Linked DNA regions of Homo sapiens: region 2 is linked to region 1. The links are chromatin contacts, found by Hi-C or POLR2A ChIA-PET in ENCODE. All regions are on one chromosome and are shown on one strand. Each heading gives the region's core, a stretch centred on a gene start or an enhancer-like site at or near the end of the contact. The rest is flanking DNA. Distances are from core to core; before and after follow the strand shown.

Evidence for each region. Hi-C counts contacts between places; a loop is a spot of excess contacts on that map. ChIA-PET counts read pairs that join two places held with the same protein, here RNA polymerase II (POLR2A). Pooled maps may share reads with other maps.
Region 2: a loop to region 1 is called in a map with no recorded cell type, with 3 times the contacts of the local background. The contact joins the promoter of TUBB2B here to the promoter of NQO2-AS1 in region 1. A Hi-C loop is called at or near these places in 1 of 168 maps with a recorded cell type or tissue (OCI-LY7), 3 of 37 single-sample maps with no recorded cell type and 3 of 50 pooled maps. POLR2A ChIA-PET finds 5 or more read pairs at or near these places in 7 of 52 experiments (BJ, Caco-2, H1 and 3 more).

The regions. Positions count from the first base shown.
Region 1 is chr6:2,998,425-3,002,976 of GRCh38, reverse strand. It overlaps NQO2-AS1 (NQO2 antisense RNA 1), which reads left to right and starts at 3,302. Exons shown (of 2, transcript NR_186367.1): 1 at 3,302-3,586. NQO2 (N-ribosyldihydronicotinamide:quinone dehydrogenase 2) reads right to left here and starts at 3,083. Exons shown (of 7, transcript NM_000904.6): 1 at 2,892-3,083. RefSeq lists a silencer at 3,085-3,334.
Region 2 is chr6:3,225,773-3,231,555 of GRCh38, reverse strand. TUBB2B (tubulin beta 2B class IIb) reads left to right here and starts at 3,903. Exons shown (of 4, transcript NM_178012.5): 1 at 3,903-4,069; 2 at 4,887-4,995; 3 at 5,287-5,397; 4 at 5,745-5,783. The coding sequence starts at 4,013. It overlaps LOC100422781 (a long non-coding RNA gene), which reads right to left and starts at 153. Exons shown (of 2, transcript NR_147505.1): 1 at 1-153. RefSeq lists enhancers at 1,749-2,305, 3,601-4,259, 4,260-4,920 and a silencer at 3,707-3,996.

The sequences.
Region 1 (4,552 bases), core at 2,053-4,552:
TGAGACCAGCCCGGGCAACATAGTGAGATCCCATCTCTACCAAAGATTTTTAAAAATTAGCCAGGTGTGGTGGTGCATGCCTGTAATCCCAGCTACTCAGGGGGCTGAGATTAGAGGATTGCTCCACTCCAGACTGGGTGACAGAGTTAGGCTCTGTTTCAAGAAAAAAGAGAAAGTAAAAGAAAAAAAAGAAAGCCTGTTTGGCTGAACTGTGGTTCAAAAAAAAAAAGAGTGGATGGTGGTAGATGCAGTCAGGGAGGTGGGAGGGGTCTGACCTGACCCCTCCTAGGGTAGGGGTGAGGATTTTATTCTAAGCCTGACAGAAAGCCCTTGGAGCCTCTTAAGCTGGAGAGTAATATGGAATGATCGCCAGTTGTGGTGGCTCACACCTGTAATCCCAGCATTTTGGGGGGCCGAGGTGGGGGGATCACCTGAGGTCAGGAGTTTGAAACCAGCCTGGTCAATGTGGCAAAACACCATCTCTACTAAAAAATACAAAAATTATCCGGGTATGGTGGCATGTGCCTGTAGTCCCAGCTACTTGGGAGGCTGAGGCAGGAGAATCACTTGAACCTGGGAGGTGGAGGTTGCAGTGAGTCAAGATTGTGCCATTGCACTCCAGCCTGGGCAACAGAGCAAGACTCTGTCTCAAAAAAGAAAAAGAAAATAGAGTGATATGAAATGATTTACCTTTGTAAATGTTGCCAGTGTTTCTGCAGACTGGGGGAACACCTTATCCTGATTCCCAAAGTGATTGCCCGAAATCATGTTGTTTGTATGAAATGCTTCATTTTCACTCCTCTAGACAGGGCATCCATTCTTCAGTGTCCCCAGCTCACCACTCCCTTTTGTATTCCTTGGCCCAGTTTACATGTTTACATCATATGGCTGGTGGCATGTGAGTTTGTGACTTCTGTCTCCATCCCCCTAGCGGTTAAGAATAAGAATCTGAGGTCCAAGAGCTGAGTGACTAACTCAGCTCTATTTGAGTGACTCAGCTCTATTTTCTATACTATTTGAAATAGTGGGGAAAGACTCCAACACAGGCTCTTGACTTGCAGTTGTGTCACTGTTCACTTGACCCCAGGCACTTCCCTTGGCACCCCATCCACAGCAGTGACAGTTCTCTCCCTTTTTAGAAACTATGCACCTACCCAGGCCTACAGGAAAAAAGAGCCATGTGGTTATTAAACTGTATATACCAGGTCAAGTGGGCTCTGATATTTTTGACGTGTACATTATTTAATTTTAAGAAGTTATTTTATAATGTTTTCACTTTTTTTCCTGTGCCTCTTTCCATGTGGACAGTCCCCGTGCTGGGCATTCTAACAGACAACATCTCACAGTGTATTCAGTGTGTATTCATGCGGCAGCTAAACCATTGCCTGCATACCCTTTTGTGCCCATTTTCCTATTTCTGGGACCTTAGGTTATTTCCATTTTTTTCCCAAAACTATAAACAGCACAGCTAGAAGTATATATTATTTAATACTTGTTCCTTTTCATGTATTTCTTTGGCTGTGATCTTCGGAGATTAAAGGTTAAACTGATTTATTTTTTCAGAGATTAAAGGTTAAAGAAGCTGATTTTTGGCCGGGCGCAGTGGTTCATTAATCCCAGCACTCTGGGAGGCCGAGGCAGGCGGATCACCTGAGGTCAGGAGTTTGAGACCAGCCTGACTAATATGGTGAAACTCCATTTCTACTAAAAATACCAAAAATTAGCTGGGTGTAGTGGCACGCACCTGTAATCCCAGCTACTCGGGAGACTGAGGCAGGAGAATAGCTTGAACCCGGGAGGCAGAGGTTGCAGTGAGCTGAGATTGTGCCATTGCACTCCAGCTTGGGCAATAAGAGTGAAACTCCATCTCAAAAAAAAAAAAAAAAGAAAAAGAAAGGAAGAAGAATGAGTTCAAGACCAGCCTGGCCAATATGGTGAAACTCCCACCTGTACTAAAAATACAAAAATTAGCCGGGCATGGTGGCAGGCGCCTGTAATCCCAGCTACTCAAGGGGCTGAGGGGGGAGAATCGCTTGAACCTGGAAGGCAGAGGTTGCAGTGAGCTGAGATTGCCCCACTGCACTCCAGCCTGGGCAACAGAGTGAGACTCTTCTAAAAAAAAAAGAAAAAAGAAAAAGAGGGCCGGGAGCAGTGGCTCACGCCTGCAATCCCAGCACTTTGGGAGGCCCAGGCGGGCGGATCACGAGGTCAGGAGTTTGAGACCAGCCTGACCAACATGAAACCCGTCTCTACTAAACATACAAAAAATTAGCCAGGCGTGGTGGCACGCCCCTATAATCCCAGGTACTCGGGAGGCTGAGGCAGGAGAATTGCTTGAACCCGGGAGGCGGAGGTTGCAGTGAGCCGAAATCGTGCCACTGCACTCCAGCCTGGGCGACAGAGTGAGACTCCGTCTCGGGGAAAAAAAAAAAAGCTGATTTTTTTTTTTCCCAGAGAGATTATAGGTTAGAGAAGCTGATTTTTCATTTTTTCCACAGTGCCACAATGTCCTTGACAAAGGCAGCGCAAACCAGTGGTTCAGCCGCGCCTTCAGGGCAGCGCTGGGCAGCGCACGGGCCTAAACCCCGGTACCCCCTTTACAGACTGACCTTGGGCCCGCTGATTCCTACTTGTAATATGACTATGATACCAGCACCCGCTCCATAGGGTTGAGGGCAGATTCCACCAGACGATTCGACACCGGGACCCTGCGTGTGGGCGCGTTCCGTGAGAGCCAAGCACGATCCTATGTACAGAATGGTCCCTGGCCCGGGCGCGACGACCCACAGGGCCATATGGCCGGCCAGCTGAAATCCCTGAGAGCGTTCTGGCCGTCCAGTCCGGGAACTGTCCTTCCCAAGTCCCCCGGTCCCCGACAGGGGATCACTCACCTTCCGACCAGCGCACTCCCCAGTAGGAGCCGCAGGACTGGGACCCGCGTCTCCCCAAGGACCGCTCTAGGAGTTGCGCCAGGTTCCGGCCGCACTGGACCGCGCACTCGCTGACGCCTGGAGGGCGGGAGCGCTGCGACTGCGCCCCCGGGGACCACGGACCGGTGCCAACCTAAGCAGCCCGGAACCTGCCCCGCGCCGCGGGACTGCAGGCCTCTTTACGCAGCGCGCCTACCACGCCGAGGCCCCGCCCACTCACCCGCCCCGCCCGTGAGCCCCGCCCACACCCCGCCCCGCCCCCGAGCCCCGCCCACTCCCCGCCCCGGCGGTGCGGTGCCTCGCTCCGCGCCCGTCCGCGCCCAGGCCCCGCCTCCACAGCGGCGTCCCGCCCCACCCACACCTCGCCTCGGCCCCTAAGCTCCGCCCACTCCCCGCCCCTGAGGTCCATCTGGGGCCTCGCCCGGCGATCTGGGACTGGGGAGGACCCTGCTGACTTCCAGGCAGGTGGAAACTGGATTGATAGAAATCCAGCGCGGGGAGGCTGTGCTGAGAGGAGGGACGCCCCTGCCCTGCGCCTCCCGCTCCCCATCTCTGGCTGGTATCCCGGTTACAGAATGAGGGTCCGTGGTGCAACAGAAAGAATGAGCCACTGATACACTCATCAGCTTGCTCGGATCTCCCGGGGAGTTACGCTGGTGAGAGAAACCAGTCCCAAAGGTCACTCACCGACGGCGCCGCTGGTGTACTGGTATTATGCAAGATGCCCTCGCAAAGGTCACGCACGGATGGTTCATTTATCCAAAGACCAAAGGAGAGAAATGCAGGACTCATTAGCAGTGCCCAGGAGATAGGGGGGCGGGTGGGTGTGGCTATAAAAACGCAACCCGGGGGGTGCCTGTGAAGGAAATCTGCGTCCCGCGGAACGCAACACGCTGTTGGGATACTGGATTGTCCTTTGTGAGATGCCACTATCGGGGGAAACCGGATGGCTTCACAGAAAAAGTTCGTTTAAAGGAAAATGGTTTAAGGCCAAGGAAATACCTAGAAAACGGAAAGTCTTGAAACCAGAGCCGGTGGGGAGTTATGGGGGGCGGTGCTGGTGAACAGTTTGGGCCGACTTTTTCCAGCGCTTGCTGGCTTCTGCCACCTCATTTGGCAGTCACCTGCCACTGTGACCTCCCCAAGTCCCTTCTCCAAACTCAATTCCTTGATTTCTGGTGTCCCGGGATGGCCCCACTCCAACAATAGAGCAGAAGGAAGGAAGGTTTCCCCTGTGTTTAGAACGTTCCTAACGAAAATAACTGCAACTCTTGATTGTACCTCCTGAGGGTCGTTGGGACTTTCCCTCTCAGACATTTATTGGTTCATTCATTCGTTCATTTTGCTGTAACTCACAGTGGCCCTCCCCATCCTAAGGTGCACTGCTGGGATTGGTCTATGTGCTGATGATGTTCTCCTTGTCTTCAGAGGTGAGAATGTGCCCTCCCTCCGAGATGCCCTCTTGCCCCTGAGCTCCCCAGCAGGGAATAGGCTGCCTTGTCTTGTGAGTCCAGATCCTGGGAACAACTTTCATTTAGGAATGGAACAGCAGGTCCTGGGAGCATTGGCGCCTGCGCGCCCATCATGCGCGTGTGTGATGCAACATCACCACCTTGTGGCAG
Region 2 (5,783 bases), core at 2,654-5,153, 230 kb before region 1:
CAAGTGTTCCCGCACTGCGCTGCGTTCGTGGGCTCGGGGTTTTCGCTGCTGGTTCCAGCTTTTGGTTGCCCTGCTTGGCTGGTCCCTGCGGGGCCCACGGCTGCGGAAGGACAGGGCTCTGAGGCTGCCACCCCGCAGCCCCTGCGACTAAACAGTGCCGGGCAGCTCCGCCGGGGCCGCTGGCTTCCCAGGCGGAGGAGGGAAGGCCTGGGGGGAAGGGGGAGGGCAATGGAATAGAAACTGGGGAGCGACAAAGCTGAGAAGGCGCAGATCTTGGCGGATCCCGGGAGCTTCCTCCACTGTGTCCTTTCCGCAGTCACAGTATGGGGCTGCGACCGCTTCCTAGCCCCCATGCCCCGGGCATTTGGCTCTTTTACATAAATGCTAGGATTGGTAGCTTTCCAATATTTCTAAATGGAGAGCTATGAGAAGAGGTGATGTGTGTGTGTGTGTGTGTGTGTGTGTGTGTGCGTGTGTGTGTGTAAGGAAATAATGATGGATTTGCAGTCTCTTTCTTTCAACTCCTCTTCATTCATTGGCTAAGTGTCGGTTGCCTAGGAAACCGCGTGCATCTCGGCTGCAGAGCCAGCTATGGGGGCTGCGGGCTGGGTTTTTGGGGTTTTAAGCGGTGAATCCTGGCAAGCAGTGAAGAACCCTAATGCTAAATGTCTAGTAATTTCAATAAATGTGTCAAAAATATATGCTACATTATGAAAACAGTGCTTTAAAAATTTACTACTATATAAAGCCTCTTTTCTATCAGACTTCTTCAAACAATGACTGTGTGTGTAATAGAGAAATGCAAATTCACTTGAGGACATGCCGTTGAAAGTAATCTGAAAATTGTGAAAGCAAATATAATTTTAATAGTTTAAGGGATATCTTGCTCACCTCAGTCACGCAATAGATTACGTATAAAACAAATGTTGAATTGTATTTTATGCAGCAATATTTCTACAATTGTCTCTGGAAGGGAAAATTTTTAAATGTTAGTACATCATCAAGACTAACATTAAGAGATCATGAAATATGTTGCCCCGAAATCTTCGTGCCTGATATACGATGACCTAGATTGAGACGCATTGCATATAATGAATAGACAGAAATGCTGGGGACCCAACTGAAAACGACTTTTTTTTTCTTTGAAAGCCGGGTACCAGTCTCTTTATGCGAGCTACATGGATTAAGAATGATTTTTTTGTTTAAGGGTTATCAGATAAACTGAAAGACTTCAGGGAAAGGTGTGGCTGTTGTCAACATTTTAACACAAAATCGGCTCCTTGTGAAAATAAAAATGTGCAGCATCACAATTCCAGTGGGGGTGGGGGTGGGGGTGCGATGTAGACCGGTTAACAAGACTGGCTGCCCGGAAGGGGCAGGGGTGTGGGGACAATTCGAGCAAAATGCTTGAAAGGAAAGCAGATCTTGGGCCAAAAGTGTCCCCAAGGGCACTCTGGGCTTTCAGAAGGATGATTTCCAGCCTCATCCTATCCCAAACCAACCCCTTTAAAAGAAACCTGAGAGGAAAGGGTCTTTTCATCTATCTATATGATCTTGAACACGCGTTTTCACCCGGGCACTGAATGGAGATTTGGCTCGGAAACAGAAGCTGAGAAATGAATTGGTTAGATGAAGGAGGCAGGCGGCCAGCTCAAGTTACTCAGCATGGAGCTGAGCGGCCCCCAACCCCACCCCCCAGCGCTGAGCATCAGGGTTGCTCCTGGGAGCTCGCAGCGAGGGGGTGACCGCTCCGAGTGTGTCTACACTCGCCGCGCGGGTGCCGCCCTAGCTCTGTTCCTTCCGGCGCAGCTTGGTCCCACCAGAGCCGCCACCTCGAGGCTGACACCTGCCACAGCCCTTTTGGCCGAGATGCGGTCACTTTCCCTGAGGTCTGGTGTGCCCAAAAGACGAGATTCCAGTCCGAGCCCTGTCCTCAACTTGCTGTATGACCTTGGGAATTGCTAGCCCTCGACGTTTCGGCATCTGCAGGATCTGGATTAGAAACTCGGAGGTCAGGCCCCGAGACCTTGGTACCGGGAGAGCAGGGCATGTGGACAGACCCTCCGCTGCTCTCTGCCTCTCGGTAGACCCCACCCTCACCCGGGCACGCCGGCCGGGTCTGGAATACCGGCCGGCGAGCTCCAGTCTGGGCGCCCTGGATGTTTGGGGGCGCCTGGGCTTTTGTTCTCGCTACTTCTCTTTGTACATTGGAATCGACTTGAACCCCCCACCCTCCACCCCACAGCGGGAAAGGGAGGCGATGACAGCTTGCTGATAGTTCTGGGAGGGTCTCGCTCAACAGCTGCAGGCTGAGCTCCGCCGCGTGCGCCCGGGTCATTCGGCCTTTCTCGCCAGGGGATGAAAGAGGTCACGTCACCTCGCCAACGGCCCTTCCGAAGTGTGGGGCGGCGCGCTTCAGTCATCGAATTGCAGGGAACAGGTTGTGCAGTGAACGTTTCTGACACCCTTTCCCCTCCCGCCCTCAAACGCACGCAGGATTAGTCTCTCTCTCTCTCTCTTTCTCTCTCTCTCTCACACACACACACACACACGCGCGCGCGAAAAGTAACAAAGAGACCAGTTCCTGCCTCAGTACCTAGAGACTGCGGATCTGAAGGGAGGGTCTGTGCTCCAAGTCTGTGCACGCGCTCGTGCGAGTGCGCGTGGGTCTTGGGTCGTCTCGCGCGCGCTGGGCTGCAGTTTTTAGTCGTATTCCCCACCCTTCAACCGCAGCACGAAGCCTCGGACCTCCAGGTCGCCGCGATGGAAGATAAGAAAGTTTGTTACTCGGGCTTGGGCCACCCTTGGAACCCACCCTCTTACTTGACAATAGATGAACTGAATCCGAGGGCGGGGTGGGGGGGTGGGGCGCCTGTCGTGTGGTTTTAAATACTGGGTTACACAGCGTATCCCACGTTTCTGAGAGCCCTTTGTTCCGCCGACAGCCCCGCCCCCGGGACCCCACCCTCTTTCTGCCCTCCGGACGGTCAGTGCAGCGCCACCGGCCACTCCCACTCCATCACTAGCGAGCAACAAAAGTCAACCCCCGGGGCAGAGGGCTCCTGGGTACCAGCAGGGGCGTTATGCACTCCCGGAGAGGGTCGGGCAGGGCTGAGGGGCTCCGAGGTCGCTTCACCCCTAGATGCTGCGGCGCAGTGAGAGGAGCTACCAGCCCAAGACAGACAAAGGAGAAAGCAGGCCCACGCTGGGGCGGGGGCGGAGGCCGCGCTGGTGTTCATGGGCCGCAGGTGTCCCGGTTGCCATCAAGCACGACTTCCTTCTGGGGCCACCTGTCCTCCCCCAGGCCTCTGTGAGACGGAGCGCCGCCTGGGCAGTCGCTGGCCTCCAGGGTTGAGGAAAAAGACGGTGGTCTCACCAGGGGCAGTTGGCTGGAGGGACTCTGGCCAGTGGCCGAGTAGGAGCCGCAGTCCGAGGTGGCGGAGCAGCCTGTGCCACCTCAGCCCTCCCACCTGCCGGCACTGGAGCACCTGACGGCTTCTCCACATGCTCCAGTCCTCCATCGTTCCCATCCGGTGCCAGCTCTGCCCCCACCCCGGTCAGGACGCGCTGGTGGCCCTCGCCTCGCCGCCCTCTCACCCTCCTTTTCTTCACTGTTCCCCCATATCCCCATACCCAGACCCCCACCACAGCCCCAGACAATGCGCACGCCCCCACCATACTCCCGGTAGCCCCCACCCCTCTCCCGGTCGGCACGCCCGCTCTGATTGGCCGCGGGCCGGTGGTCCAGCCCCCCGGACGGTCCCTAGGGCTCGGAGCATTACGTCAGCCGGGCCTGGAGAGCGCCAGCGCGAAGGGGACTGGGGGGCTCGGGCTGGGGGCGCGGCCTGTGCCGGCCGCCCCACCCTCCTTGCATAAAAGCCGGAGCCCGCGGGGCCGGCGCTCTCAGCCCGTCGGTTCCCGAGCGCCTTCCCGGTGACCCCGCAGTGGGTGTGTGAGGGGAGGACGGACAGACCCAGACGCCGCCGGACCAGGAGGACGCTGACGAGGCACCATGCGTGAGATCGTGCACATCCAGGCGGGCCAGTGCGGCAACCAGATCGGCGCCAAGGTGGGCGCGCCGCAGCGGAGGGGGTCCAATGGGGGCGCGAACCTGGGCCGAGAGCCCCTCGGGGTCCCCAGGCGCGGTCCTGGGAAGGCCTGGGGATCGCCAAATGCAGACCTTCCTGGCCGCTTTGTGCCGCCGAGTGTGGCCTGGGCTAGGAGGTGACTTTCGCGGACGGAGGGGGCACCTCTCTTTCTTTCTGCTGTAACTCATTTGGAGTCCCCGTCACCCCCTCGGCCTCCCTCCGCGCTGGCTGCTTGGCAGGCACGCGTGCCTGGAGAAGACGAGGGTGTGTCCGCGAGGCTGTGCGCGGCGCTCCGCGCGAGGGGCTGGGACACCAGGAGGATTAATTGTACTCGCTTGAACCGGAGTCGAGCTGCCGGGGGAGGGGAGGAGAGCGATTGTCTTGCGGTCTCAGGACGTGCTTTGAATCTAAAACCGCGGTCCTTTAGCTCCTTTGCGTTCCTCTTTCCCCGCCCACCCGCTCCTGGCGGGCTGCAGTCCCTGTGCCCTCGCCTCCTGCCGCAGCCTGGGGCTGCGACCAGTGCGCCAAGCTCCGCCACTGCCCGGCTTTGGCTGGTCCTTACCCCCTCGACCCCTACCTCCCCCCGCGAGCGGCAGCTGTTTGCCTGGGAAACGCCCAGTTTCAACTTTCTGAACCTGCAAAATACAAGCCCCGCGGCTGTGCCCGGGTCACGACGCCCTTTAAAGCTTCAAGCTCCTGAAATGTTGGGTTGTCGGAACTGAGTCGGGGACATTTCATTGTGAGCCTTGGCGTTTCTGGGGGCATCGTTCATGGCTAAATGCAGCCTTTCTGTCTCAGTTTTGGGAGGTCATCAGTGATGAGCATGGGATTGACCCCACTGGCAGTTACCATGGAGACAGTGATTTGCAGCTGGAGAGAATCAATGTTTACTACAATGAAGCCACTGGTAATCACCCTTGCCCCACCCCCACTCCCTTCAGTTTTTCCACCTTCTCCCCTTTCCCTTGCGTGGGACCCCAGGGGTGTGGCCCTGGGAGAGGGTGGACTATTCAGTTTAGGATCCCCGCTCTTTCCCTGCAGTATTTCATTGGGCTTCCTTATGCCAACAGAGCCCTTTGAGAACCTGATGGTGGGTCTCCCTTTGTTTGGGGCAACATCTGCATGATGGCAGCAGGCGCCAAGCCCTTCTCTGCAGAGGTCCTTGCCTGAGGGTCTAAGTCACTGTTGTTCCTTGCAGGTAACAAATATGTTCCTCGGGCCATCCTCGTGGATCTGGAGCCAGGCACGATGGATTCGGTTAGGTCTGGACCATTCGGCCAGATCTTCAGACCAGACAATTTCGTGTTTGGTGAGTGCCTGGTGTGGCTGAGAGCATGAGGGATTCATTTTACGCTGGGCAGTGGAGGCTGAAGAGGTGTGATTGCCAGAGGGAAAGCATGAAGAACATCCGCGGTGTGCCAACTTAGCTTTAATATAGTGTAAAATTGTTTGCCTTTCAGCTGCTAAGAGCTTGGTGTCCTGGCCTTCCTTATTTATAATTATATTCATGAACAAATATTTTAACGTTTGGCCATTTTGGTGATAATCTGAAATAGTCTTATCTGAGCATTGACTCACTGATCTATATTGAGGGGTTTGAGGTAAGGTATTTAGTACAATCACCGGTGACTTAAGATTTCTCTTTCCCTCTGGCAGGCCAGAGTGGAGCCGGGAATAACTGGGCCAAGGGCCACT